2 separate regions of the Homo sapiens genome follow, and region 1 is linked to region 2. Evidence: chromatin loops called from intact Hi-C (ENCODE). Cell type or tissue: endothelial cell of umbilical vein. All regions are shown on one strand. Links, peaks and the distances in the headings refer to the core of each region. The heading gives the core; the rest is flanking DNA.

Region 1 (6,315 bases), core at 930-5,929, 110 kb after region 2:
TCTCTTGAGCTAGAGAAGATCAAATAATCAAGTTCGGATCAATGAGACTTAAGAGAAAGTCACCCGAGGAGCTTTTAAGGATTTCCCTTTTGATTAGGAAAACATAAATCAGGCAAGGAGAGCTTACTGGTGCCTCCTTCTTTTCCTTCTTCCTTTCCTCCCCCTACTCCCTCTTCTCCACCTCCACTTCCTCCTCCCTCTCTTTTTCTGCTTTCTGCCTTCTTCTTAATTTTATTTTAGTAAGTATGCTTAACAGCTCTATCCTCTTAACAGATGTTTTTTTTTCTTTTGAGACAGAGTTTTGCTCTTTTTGCCCAGGCTGCAATGGCGTGATCTTGGCTCACCGCAACCTCCGCCTCCCGGATTCAAGCGATTCTCCTGCCTCAGCCTCCCAAGTAGCTGGAATTACAGGCATGCGCCACCATCCCCAGCTAATTTTGTATTTTTTAGTAGAGACAGGGTTTCTCCATGTTGGCCAGGCTGGTCTTGAACTCCCAACCTCAGGTGATCCACCAGCCTCAGCTTCCCAAAGTGCTGGGATTACTGGGATTACAGGCGTGAGCCACCGCGCCCGAGGTTTTTGTTTTGTTTTGTTTTGTTTTTTCTTTAGACAAGGTCTTGCTCTGTCACCCAGGGTGGAGTGCAGTGTCGTGGCATGGCTCACTGCAGCCTTGAACTCCTGGGATCAAGTGATCCTTCAGCCCCAGCTTCCCAAGTAGCTAGGACTAAAGGCGTGCACCCCCACACTCAGCTAACTTTTGTATTTTTTGTGGAGACAGGGTCTTACTTTGTTGCCCAGGCTTGTCTTGAACTCCTGGGCTAAAGTGACCCTCCCACCTCAGGCTCGCTAAATGCTGGGATTATAGGTGTGAACCACCGTGCCTGGCCCCTCTTAACAGATTTTTAAGTGCACAATTCAGTACTGTTATTTATACGTACAATGTTATACAGCAGATCTCTAGAACTTACTCATCTTGCATAATAGAAATTTTATATCTGTTGCCATTGATTAGCAACATTTTCCCCTTCCCCCAGCCCTGGCAATCACAATTCTATTCTTTGTTTCTCACCCCATTCTCTTCTTGTTTTAAATGTTGTATACAGATAAATGTTTCAGAATGCTGCCACCAACCATCCTGCAACCATGAGTGGCAAGCCCAAGACCAAAAACCAAATATTGAGGATGGCAAAGAAAAAAGAAAGAGACTGGACTGTTGGGGACATCACTGAGCCACTTTGCCAAACCTGGAGTTGCCTACCTTCAAAAGTTTTGTTATATGACATAATTAATCTTTACTGCTTTGCCACTTCTGGTGGAATATTTTATTACTATCACCAGAAGCATTTCTTGGCTTCAATAACACACATACTCCAGTGTCACCTGCTTCAAGAGCACTCTACTCATAATTCTGACTAATGTACATTTCCACATGTCTGACCCAAAGGCATGTATAACTCAGTAGACTTTTATCGTATATATAATTAACTTATATTTACTCTTAAATCCTTCTCTGTGTGTGTGCATGTGTGTTTGTATGTGTGTGTGTGTCTTGCTACTATGTGTTGCATGCTTGGTAGACTCTTTTTGAATTTTCTTTGTTTTGTTGTTTTTTTTTTTTTTGAGATAGAGCCTTGCTCTGTTGCCCAAGCTGGAGTGCAGTGGCGCAATCTCAGCTCACTGCAATGTCCGCCTCCTGGGTTCAAGCAATTCTCCTGCCTCAGCCTCCCTAATAGCTAGGATTACAGGTGCACGCCACCATGCCCGGCTGATTTTTGTATTTTTTTGTAGAGATGAGGTTTCACCAGGCTGGTCTCAAACTCCTGACCTAAGGTGATCTGCTGGCCTCAGCCTTCCAAAGTGCTGGGATTATAGGCATGAGCCACCAGGCCCGGCCTTCTAGCTTTCTTAATAACAACACTATTAAACCAGTATCCCAAACAACAGTCAGTCAACATTAGATCCTACCTTTCCTGAACTCTCTTCAAATCTGATCATTTATAATGTCCCTTTATTATTACAAAGATTCCCCTTTATAATTTCTTAAATTTGTCTTTCGCTCTTCACACTCATTAGAATATCTTATTTCAAACTTCTGTCATCTCTCCTTCAGCCATTAGCTTCTTTTTTTTTTTTTTTTTAAAGACGAAGTCTTGCTCTGTTGCCAAGGCTGGAGTGCAGTGGCGCAATCTCAGCTCACTGCAACTTCCACCTCCTGGGTTCAAGCAATTCTCCTGCCTCAGCCTCCCGAGTAGCTGGGAATATAGGTGCCCGCTACCATGCCTGGCTAATTTTTGTATTTTTAGCAGAGACAGGGTTTCACCATGTTGGCGAGGCTGATCTTGAACTCCTGACCTCAGGCAATCCACCCGCTTCGACCTCCCAAAGTGCTGGGATTACAGGGGTGAGCCACTGCGCCCGGCCCAGACATTAGCTACCTAACTGGTATCCTCACGACATTTTGACATATTAACCTATCTTAGCCTTATTTTCCTTATCTGTAAAATGGGGAAAATAAAGCCCATGGTTTTCATGAGTATTAAGACTTAATATGCATGAAGTAATCAAAATAGTGCCTCGCACATAGTAAATGTTCAATAAATATAAGCTCTTATTATCATCTTCGATCATAATGCTTTTTAAAATTATTCTATGAGATTTTTTTTCTACAAAATAAAACACTTTTCACTCAATCACCATTGCCCAAATACTCTTCCCTTTACCCAAATCAAATGTACTGATGGTTCTAAAGATAATGCTTAGAGCATACTGAATTAGGTTCAAGTCACTCTCTTTTATGTCCTCTCCACACTATTATTTATTACCTACTTAGGCTCTCTCTTTTAAAAAGATGAAGGTTTCCTTATTTGGTTCACAAGTTTCCTCTCTATCCAGAACCTTGCCATTATCTTAGGTCTTCAAGTGAGGACCAACACCTAGAATCTGGATGATCTTTATTTCTACTCTACATAAACCATTCGTTTCCATAGTTATACCCTTGACTTCTGCTAAAGATGCTCTCCCCCAGGTCCCACCCAAGATCTACTGATTCATAATTACTGGGGAGTAAGGTATAGGAGTAAAACACAAACATCTGCATTTTAGTAACCACCTGAGATACTGATATATTATTGTGCATACCAAAGTTTAACACAACCGAACTAGATCTTTTCATCTCCCAGAATTACTGTATCTCTAAATTTTTCATTAAAACATTATCCTTCAGGAGGAAGAGGCAGAGCAAGACGGCTCAATAGAAGCCTCCACTAATTGTCCTCCCCACTGGAACACCAAATTGAACAACTATCCACACAAAGAAGCACCTTCGTAAGAACCAAAAATCAGGTGAGTAATCACAGTACTTGGTTTTAATTTCACATCACTGAAAGAGGCACTGAAGAGGGTAAGAAAGAAAGATGGTCTTGAATTGCCAATACCACCCTTTCCTCATCCCTTGTCAGAGGCCATATGGCATGGAGAGAGATTCTATATGCTTAGGGGAGGAAGAGCACAGTGACTGTGGGACTTTGCGTTGGAACTCAGTGCTGCCCTGTCAGCAGAAAGCAACACTGGGCAAAACTCAGCCAGCACCAGCAGAGGGAGCATTTAGATCAGCCTTAGCCAAAGATGAATCACCCACCCCAGTGGTTGGAACCTGAGTTCTAGCAAGCCTCACCACAATAGGTTAAAGTGTTCTGGGGTCCTAAATAAATGTGAAAGGTGGTCTAGGCCACAAGGACTGTAATTCCTGGGCAAGTCCTGGTGCTGTGCTGGGCTCAGAGCTAGTGGACTTAAGGAGCATGTGACCTAGTGAGAAACCAGCCAGGGCAGCCAAGCAAGTGCTTGTGCCACCACTCCCCTAACCCTAGGCAGCACAGCTTGCAGCTCTGGGAGAGACCCCTTCCTTCAGGCTTGAGGAGAGGAGAGGGAAGAGTAAAGAGGGCTTTGTCTTGCAACGTGGATACCAGCTCAGCTACCATAGGATTGGGCACTACAATAGGATAGGCAGAGTCTTGATGGCCCCATTCCAGGCCCTAGCTCCCAGAAGACATTTTAAGCACACTCTGGGCCAGAAAGGAACTCACAACCTCAAAGGGAAGGGCCCAGTCCTAGAAGAATTCAACACCTGCTGACTAAAGAACCCTCCTTGGGCCAGGCCAGGTGCAGTGGCTCACGCCTGTAATCCCAGCACTTTGGGAGGCTGAGGCGGGTGGATCACGAGGTCAGGAGTTCAAGACCAGCCTGGCCAACATGGTAAAACCCTGTCTCTACCGAAAATACAAAAAATTAGCTGGGCATGGTGGCGGACGCCTGTAATCCCAGCTCCTCGGGAGGCTGAGGCAGGAGAATTGCTTGAACCCAGGAGGTGGAGGTTGCAGTGAGCCAAGATCACGCCATTGCACTCCAGCCTGGGTGACAGAGCAAGACTCTGTCTTGGGGAAAAAAAAAAAAAAAGAAGTCTTGGGCCCTAAATAATCAGCAGTGGTACCCAGGCAATACTTGCCATAGGCTTTGAGTGAGACTCAGAGATGTGATGGCTTCAGATATGACCCAGCACATTCCCATCTGTGGTGGCTACAGGGAGAGACTCCTTCTGTTTGAGAAAAGGAGAGGGAAGAGTAAAGGAGACTTTGTCTTATAGCTTAGGTACCAGCTTGGCCACAGTGGGGTAGAGTACCAACTAGACTCTTGGGGTCTCTGATTCCAGGTTTTGGCTTTTAGACAGTATTTCTGGACCTGCCCTGGGCCAGAGGGGAGCCCGCTTCCCTGAAGGAACAGACTCAGAACTGCCAACATCACCAAAAGCTGACAGAAGAACCCTTGGGCCTTGAGTGAACATCGATGGTAGCCAGACAGTATTTGCCATAGGCCTGGGGTGGTGGTGGTCATGGGGAGAGACTCCTCTGCTTGTAGAAAGGGGAGAAAAGAGTGAGAAGGTCTTTGCCTTGCAGTTTGGGTGTCAGTTCAGCCACAGTAGAATAGATCACCAGGTAAATTCCTAAGGTTTCCAACTCTAGGACCTGGCTCCCAGAGGGCATCTCTAGTCATGCCTGGAATCTGGAGAGCTAGTCACTCTTGAACAAAATTCAAGATAACACAGGACACAAGCCCAGCTGGCTTCACCACCTCTTGATTGTAGAACCCTGGGGTCTTGAACAAACATAGGCTGTCACCAGGCAGTGGTTACAGTGGGACTTGAGTAAGACCCAGTGCTGTGCTGGCTTCAGGTCTGACCCAGCACAGTCCCAGTGGTGGTGGCCACAGGGGTGCTTATGTCACCTCTCCCCCAGCTCCAGGCGGCTCAGCACAGAGAGAGAGACTCCATTTGTTTCAAAGAAAGTAAGGGAAAAGAACAAGGGCTCCTTCTGGTAATCCAGAGAATTCTTGCAGATCTTATGCAAAACCACCAAGGCAGTACCTCTTGAGTCTGCAAGAGCCATAGTGTTATTGGGCTTGGGATGCCCCCTAATGCAGATAAGTCTGCAGTAAACAAAAACTTAGATCCCAACACCTAACTCTCTTTGAATACCTGGAAAGCTTTCCCAAGAAGGGCAGGTACAAACACGCCCAGACTGCAACAACTACAATAAATAAAATAAATACCTAATTTCATGAATGCCCACACATCAATAAGCTCCACAAGCATCAAGACCATCCAGGAAAACATGAATCCACCAAATGAATTAAATAAGGCACATATCTCTGGAGACACAGAGATATGTGACCTTTCAGACAAAGAATTCAAAATCGCTGCTTTGAGGAAACTCAACAAAATTCAAGATAGCACAGAGAAGGAATTCAGAATACTATCTGATAAATTTAACAAAGAGATTGAAATAGTTAAGAATCAAGCAGAAATTCTGGAGCTGAAAAATGCAATTGATATACTGAAGAATGAATTACAGTCTCTTAATAGCAGAATTCATCAAAAAATACTACACACATGAAGGAGAAATAAAGACTTCCCTAGACAAAGAAAAGCTGAGGAATTTCATCAACAGTAGACCTATCCTATAAGAAATATTAAAGGGAGTTCTTCAGTTTGAAAGAAGAGGATGTTAATGAGCAATAAGAAATCATCTGAAGGCACAAAACTCACTGGTAATAGTAAGTACACAGAGAAACAGAATATTATAAAACTGTAATTGTGCTGTATAAAATACTCATATCTTGAGTAGAAAGACTAAAAGATGAGCCAATCAAAAAAATAACTACAACTTTTCAAGACATGGACAGTAAAATAATACATAAACAGAAACAACAAAAAGTTAAAAAGTGGAGGAATGAAGTTAAAGTGTAGAGCTTTTATTTGCTTT
Region 2 (6,315 bases), core at 693-5,692:
TAACTTAAAATGTGGACACCAGTCTTAAAGTCTAGAATAGATTTATATCTGTCTCCCAGAAGAAGCCATCGAATTACAGGAGCTATTACCATACTTTTAAAATTGAGTTACACAAAGCCTAGTGGTTTTTAAGAAGGAAATCCTGAGAATGGAGTACATACATTTCATTTTGCTTTGCTTTCTGAGTTGTTAGGATTTTAGCAAAAAAGCTAGATTTGTCCATTTTTGCGTGTTAGTAGGGTTTTGGAGGACAGACATATTTCTAACAACTATCTATATAACACCTTTCAAGGTTGCATGATTGGGAATTGAGAAAGGGGAGAACCTAGACATGGTTTTAGGCTTTGGGGGGTAAAATATAATATTTACTTCTCTAACTCATCCTTCTGTTTCATAGCCTAAGTGACTGCTTCAGGACATGGCAGGGTCTTCAGCAGGTGGTAGGTGCAGGCGAATGTGTCATTAGCACACCTGCCCACATCAACTAGCAGGTAGCAAGAGTGCAATTTCAACAGAGGGATAAGTACTGTTAAATCAAGTTTAGCCTACAGCTGCCTCATTACATTTTAAGCTCAGCTTAAAGGTTTCTTTGCACATCATGAACTATAACCTAAGTGGACATTATAAACAGATGGTAGCCTACTCTTGTGCCAATTACTGAGTTTTGGCCAATCAAACGTGGCCAACTGTTCAAACCATGTTCAAATAAGGCAAACGCTGAGTTATAACCAATTCAGCTGTTTCTGAATCTCTTTTCTGTTTCCTGTATGTCACTTTCCTTCCTCTGTCCATAAATCCTCTTCCACCATGTGGCTGCACTGAAGTCACAGGGACTACTCTGGATGGGAAGGCTGCCCGAATTGAGAATGGTTCTTTGCTCAATTAAAAACTTTTAAATTTAATTCAGCTGAAGTTTTTTTATTTAACAATATCTTCAAAAAAACAGGGAATGAATGACTTATAAATAACAAAGATAGAAGACCATCTTTCCCACAAACACTGTAAAGCCAGAAGCCCACAATGCAAAATCATGCCAATTCCTCCATCACAAGAGCAGTTATAAATAATTAGGGTTCATTGTTTATTAAGGAAGAAAACTGAGAGACCCAACGTTTTGAAGGCTACATATTAAGGTAGAAATGATCACTGGGCTATCCTCAGCAATATAAGACCACATGAAGTAAAAAAACAAGGCAGGACTCTTAGGTTAAGAGCTTCGGGATATAAACCACTTGTGTCCAATCTTCACTAGAGCCTGGTCTACCTGGATAGGAATGGGGATCTGTCAGGAGAAGAAAGAGAATCTTTACAATAGAAGACTCAACTTCAGCTGATTTTGTGGCTTTGTAATGTTTCTGGAGGGATATTTTTATCTGAACTTCAATTAAACTTCCCCTTACTACCCATTGCCCCACCATCCCTCACCCACTGCTCAACACTCAGATCACCAAAATCAGGCAGGTAAAATATTCATGAGCACAAAAAAATGTGTTTACACAAGCACACACCAATGCCATCTGAAAGGCATGTCACCTTAGGAAATGGGAAGGTAATTTCATTAGCATTCCATGGGAACATGACGACCAAAGGGCCTGGGTGGCCACAACAAACCTATGATGGTTGATGGAAGACTATGTTAGAGAAATCCGTCAGCAAGCAACAACAGGTTTTGATTGTTAGCTTGTGTTTGTTCTTTAACAGAGACTGAAGATTAAAGGAGGACCATCCTACCAGTAAAGGATAAAGCGCCTTAAAGCTTCATTTGCCTTTTTGGGTTTCATTGTTTGGGAGGAAAAACCTAAGCATAATACACACACCCGCTTTTCTTCCCAGCTACGATAAAACTTAACCATCTTATCTCTGCACTTTTATTTAACCTCTCAGTTAAGAAATGACACCTTCATTTCATGGGTGCCTTGAAGCAGAACATGTTAGATTTTTTTAACAAATCCTATGATACGGTTTGGATTTGTGTCCCTGCCCATATCTCATGTCAAATTGGAGGAGGGGCCCAGTGTGAGATGATAGGATCGTGGGGGTGAATTTCCTCCCTGCTGTGCTTGTGAGAGTGAGTGAGTTCTCCTGAGATCTGATGGTTTAAAAGTGTGTGGCACTTCCCCTGTGCTCTCCCTCTCCTGCTGCCATGAGAAGGTCCTTGCTTCCCTTTCACCTTCTTCCACTGTATGTTTCCTGAGGTCTCCCAGTCATGCTTCCTGTTAAGCCTGCAGAACTGTGAGTCAATTAAACCTCTTTTCTTCATAAATTACCCAGTCTCAGGTAGTTCTTTATAGCAGTGTGAAAATGGACTAATACACCCTAGTGATGAGGAATTTAGAGAAGCTTCTTAACATAATTTAGAGATATAATATGCTGGCATCATCTCAATAATTTACCTAGCTTCTAAGTTTCTGAATAGAATAGCTTATTTGTGGACAAACTAATAGCATTTTAATAGCTATCACAAAAATGGCTGGGACTTTTTTCACTCCAAACTAATGTATTTTATGCAAACTACATTATACTAAAAGAAGTAACAATAACGTGTTATGAAAATTTTTTCCTGAAATAAATTTCCCCTGGTTCATTTTCTTCTCCTGATTTTGACAGGTAAATTTGCATTTTATTCCACTAGGTGGTAGTATACAGAGCACAGATAGAAAATGGAATAATTCTGTACATTAAATCCATTTGTAGAAAAAAGGTCTTGATAAACCTCTAAGTAATATTTTTATTCTTAGCAAGCAGGTAAATTATAGACTATAACTTTTCAATGCTGAGAGAAAATGTGTTTATGTATACTAATACTTTATTTTCTGCAATTTAACCAAGGTCAATTCATGTTTTACAAGTACTTCAAGTACTGGTGTTGATCACAGACTAGTCACCTTCATCCTCAAATGATTACTTACACCAATTCATTGTCTTTTCATGAATAAAACTGTGATTTCACTGAAAATGGTCACAGTGCTTTAAGACAATGAATAAGATCTAACACTAGGCAGAAAGAGAGGAAGAGAGCTTTATGATTGGGTCTGTTTCTATGCTTAGGAGTCATTATTTTTTTCTATGTTTCAATTATCCCTTCTAGCCTGAAAAGCAATCTAAATTCTGTGCTACTGTTAAGAGTATTTTATTATGAACTGTTATACAAAAAAAGGTAACTGCACTCATATGTTTATCACAGCCCTGTCCACAACAACAAAGACATGGAATCAACCCAGGTGACCATCAATGGTGGACTGAATAAAGAAAATGTGATACATATAAACCATGGAATACTATGCAGCCATAAAAAAGAATGAACTCATGTCATTTGTAGCAACACAGCTGCAGCTGGAGTCTCTCTATCCTAAATGAATTAACACAGAAACAGAAAACCAAAATATCACACGTCCGCACTTATAAGTGAGAGCTAAGCATTAGGTACATATAGACACAAAGATGGGAACAATAAACACTAGGGATTCCAAAAGAGGGGGAGGGGAAAAGTGTTTAGAAATACTACCTATAGTGTACTACGTTCACTACTTGGGCAATGAGATCCTTAGAAGCTAAAATCTTTGTATCACAACATATACCCATGTAACAAACTTGCACATGTAACTCCTGACTCTCACATAAATTTTTTTTAATTAAAAAAAGTCAATTAACTTGTTTCACACAAGAGTATTTTATTATATAATATTAAACAACTACAAGCAAAATCCCACGATGATAAGTTCAGTCATCTGATTAAATAAAGCAAAAGCCACATAAATAATGAGAACATATGGATGACAATAGCTGATGAATTGTGTGAGTCAATTTCGATGAGTCACATTCCTTATAAACACTTTAACACTTTGGCTTTTTACTCTACTAGCTTCCTGGAATATTCAAATACATGAGGAATTAAAAGGGGCTTTAAAAAAAAACATGAAAAATGAGAAACATAAAATTTCAAATGCAGCATATTTAACTTCTCAAGAGACCACATTGACTTTGAAGCTGAAATGATGATGTGTTTAAAAAAATAAAGACTTTTTTTACTTCACGAGCTATACCTCACAAATACATGGCAAATACATATACAAGGGTTTTTAAATACATGGATATGTTGCATAGAAGGACAAGACACTGAGTGTGATGGAAAATAAAAAGACATGTCACAGAGAAAATCATCACTTTCCTCTGATCAGTCAGAAATTACTTTATCAAAAGGCAGGATTTCAGAGGTGATTTGAATGACGGCAGGAAAGAGCTCAGTGAGCTGAGAAGAGTACTATTAGCCTATGTTTTGGCCTAGAAGCCAGAGAGGCACAGCAGCATGTGCAGGCTTGAGAATAATTCTGCCTAGGCAAGGCAGATGAGAGGCAGAAGAAATAAGATAATTGGAAAAGACAGAAGAACATTTTTCCTAAAGCAAGACAATTTTTTTTTTAATTTGAAGAGTAGCCTGTTTTCTTTTTTAAAAAACTACTGCCAGTTGTTTTGAAAGAAGTTTAAATTGTTAAAGGGGAAAATAGTAAAGAATACTGGACTAAGGGGTGCTTCAAGGGAGAGCTCAGCGGTCCATACAGGGCTTGAATGCTGTGAGGGTCAGGAAAGCGAGGGCACTGAATTCATACTGTGTTTATATAGGAAAAGCTACTATAGCTGGCTTGCTGAAAGATCAAAAAATAATAATAACCCCCAATAGTATGCATTGCTTTTTGGCTCCAAAATATTTCACTGTCATTATCTCATACAACAGAACAATTCAAAAAGTTATAATTCCTATTTTTAGGTTGAGGAAACTGAGGCTTCAAACAATTTGCCCAAATGTCATGGTTATTAAGTTCTAGTTCTTCTCCTCTTAATCCAGAGTTATTTCATACTTTACCAAAGCTTGAAAAAAATATTAATAAAGTACCCAAGATCTCCTTACTTTAAGAGAGTTCCAACTGGTATCTAGCTTTCTTCCCGCTGAGCCTTCACCCATAGTGAGACACAGCGGGGATACCTCTTAGGGACCTGCTGAGTGCCCCCCGCCCCTGAGCATAAAAATAAAGGAACAGCTTGAGTTCCTTCAAGAGAAAGTCCAGTCATCCTGCTAGCCTTGAGAAGTAAATGAGCAACTCGATAAGCAAAAAGGGAAACAGTAGCTTAAAATAATCACCAAGGAGGTCAGAGTCAGAAGATGTTTGGTTTCCTATAGAAACTAAAGATAACATCTTAACAGATGTTCCAGAGTTGTTTTTCAGAACCTGGATCACCATCATATGGATCCTCCAGACCACAGATAACGAGGGAACTGAGACAACTCTGGACATACTGGCTATGAGGTAGCCCTGCTCCGCAGGAGCAGTTAAAAAAAAAAAAAAAGAAAGAAAAAAAAAAGAAAAGGAATTGAGGACTGAATTATCACCATTCTTTGTTTTCCATTTTGTTTTTTTAGATGGAGTCTCAAGTCTCGCTCTCTTGCCCAGGGTGGAGTGCAGTGGCGCAATCTTGGCTCACTGCAACCTCCACCTCCCAGGTTCAAGCGATTCTCCTGCCTCAGCCTCCTGAGGAGCTGGGATTACAGGCGTGCACCACCACACCCGGCTAGTTTTTGTATTTTTAGTAGAGATGGGGTTTCACCATGTTGGCCAGGCTGGTCTCAAATCCCTGACCTCAAGTGATCCACCCTCCTCAGCCTCCCAAAGTGCTGGGATTACAGGCGTGAACTACCACGCCTGGCACCATTCTTTGTCTTAAATTTCTTTCTGAGAAGTCTGGAGGAAGTCCGCCCATGGGCCAGACCTAACATTCCTTTCTGCTGATTCCATCTTTATTTTTTTTCTTTTTCTTTTTTTCTTTTTTATTTTTTTTAGAGACAGAGTCTTGCCATGTTGACTAGGCTGGTCTTGAAATCCTGGCCTCAAGTTACCCTCCTTCTTCAGCCTTTCAAAGTGCTGAGGTTACAAGCATGAGCCACCACACCTGGCCTGCTGATCCCATCTTTAGACAAATATCCCCTTCCTTAAACAATGTGCAAATCAGAAAATATTTGGATTTACCTGTAACCTGTAAGCCCCTACTTCAGGATATCCCACCTTTTTAGGCCAAACCAATATATGGCTTCCATGTGTTGATTGATGCCTTTGCCTGTAACCTCTGCACCTTACATGTAAGCCACTGTGGAGTTCAGGTCTTAAGCATGAGCTCCCTGATTCTGTTTGCTTCTTGACCTGCAAATAAACACCCTCCTTTCTCCCACTGTAAAACCCCGGTGTGGATGATAGAGCTTACTGCACTGGGTGAAATAGCCTTCACCCTCTACACACCCCACGCTCAAACCATACTGAACCCCTT

What was found. Peaks named below come from ENCODE experiments on the same cell type or tissue, not always from the same donor. Only the 100,000 strongest peaks of a DNase experiment are listed, where the experiment ranks them.
Region 1: a loop joins it to region 2, with 3 times the contacts of the local background. A loop is called at or near these places in 3 of 110 quality-filtered maps.

What each region holds. Positions count from the first base shown.
Region 1 is chr12:24,956,830-24,963,144 of GRCh38, forward strand. BCAT1-DT (BCAT1 divergent transcript) reads left to right here. Exons shown (of 3, transcript NR_199054.1): 2 at 3,225-3,343. Among named protein-coding and RNA genes, the nearest start is that of BCAT1-DT, 11 kb to the left of the region's middle. In endothelial cell of umbilical vein, for the core only: a CTCF peak has its summit at 3,592 (motif pointing right); a DNase peak (open chromatin) is centred at 3,602; H3K27me3 peaks cover 172 bases.
Region 2 is chr12:24,849,979-24,856,293 of GRCh38, forward strand. The region is part of intron 5 of BCAT1 (branched chain amino acid transaminase 1); the gene reads right to left. Among named protein-coding and RNA genes, the nearest start is that of BCAT1-AS1, 33 kb to the left of the region's middle. In endothelial cell of umbilical vein, for the core only: no CTCF peak of the experiment used is centred there; DNase peaks (open chromatin) are centred at 723, 2,143, 3,813, 5,233 and 1 weaker place; H3K27ac peaks cover 4,492 bases.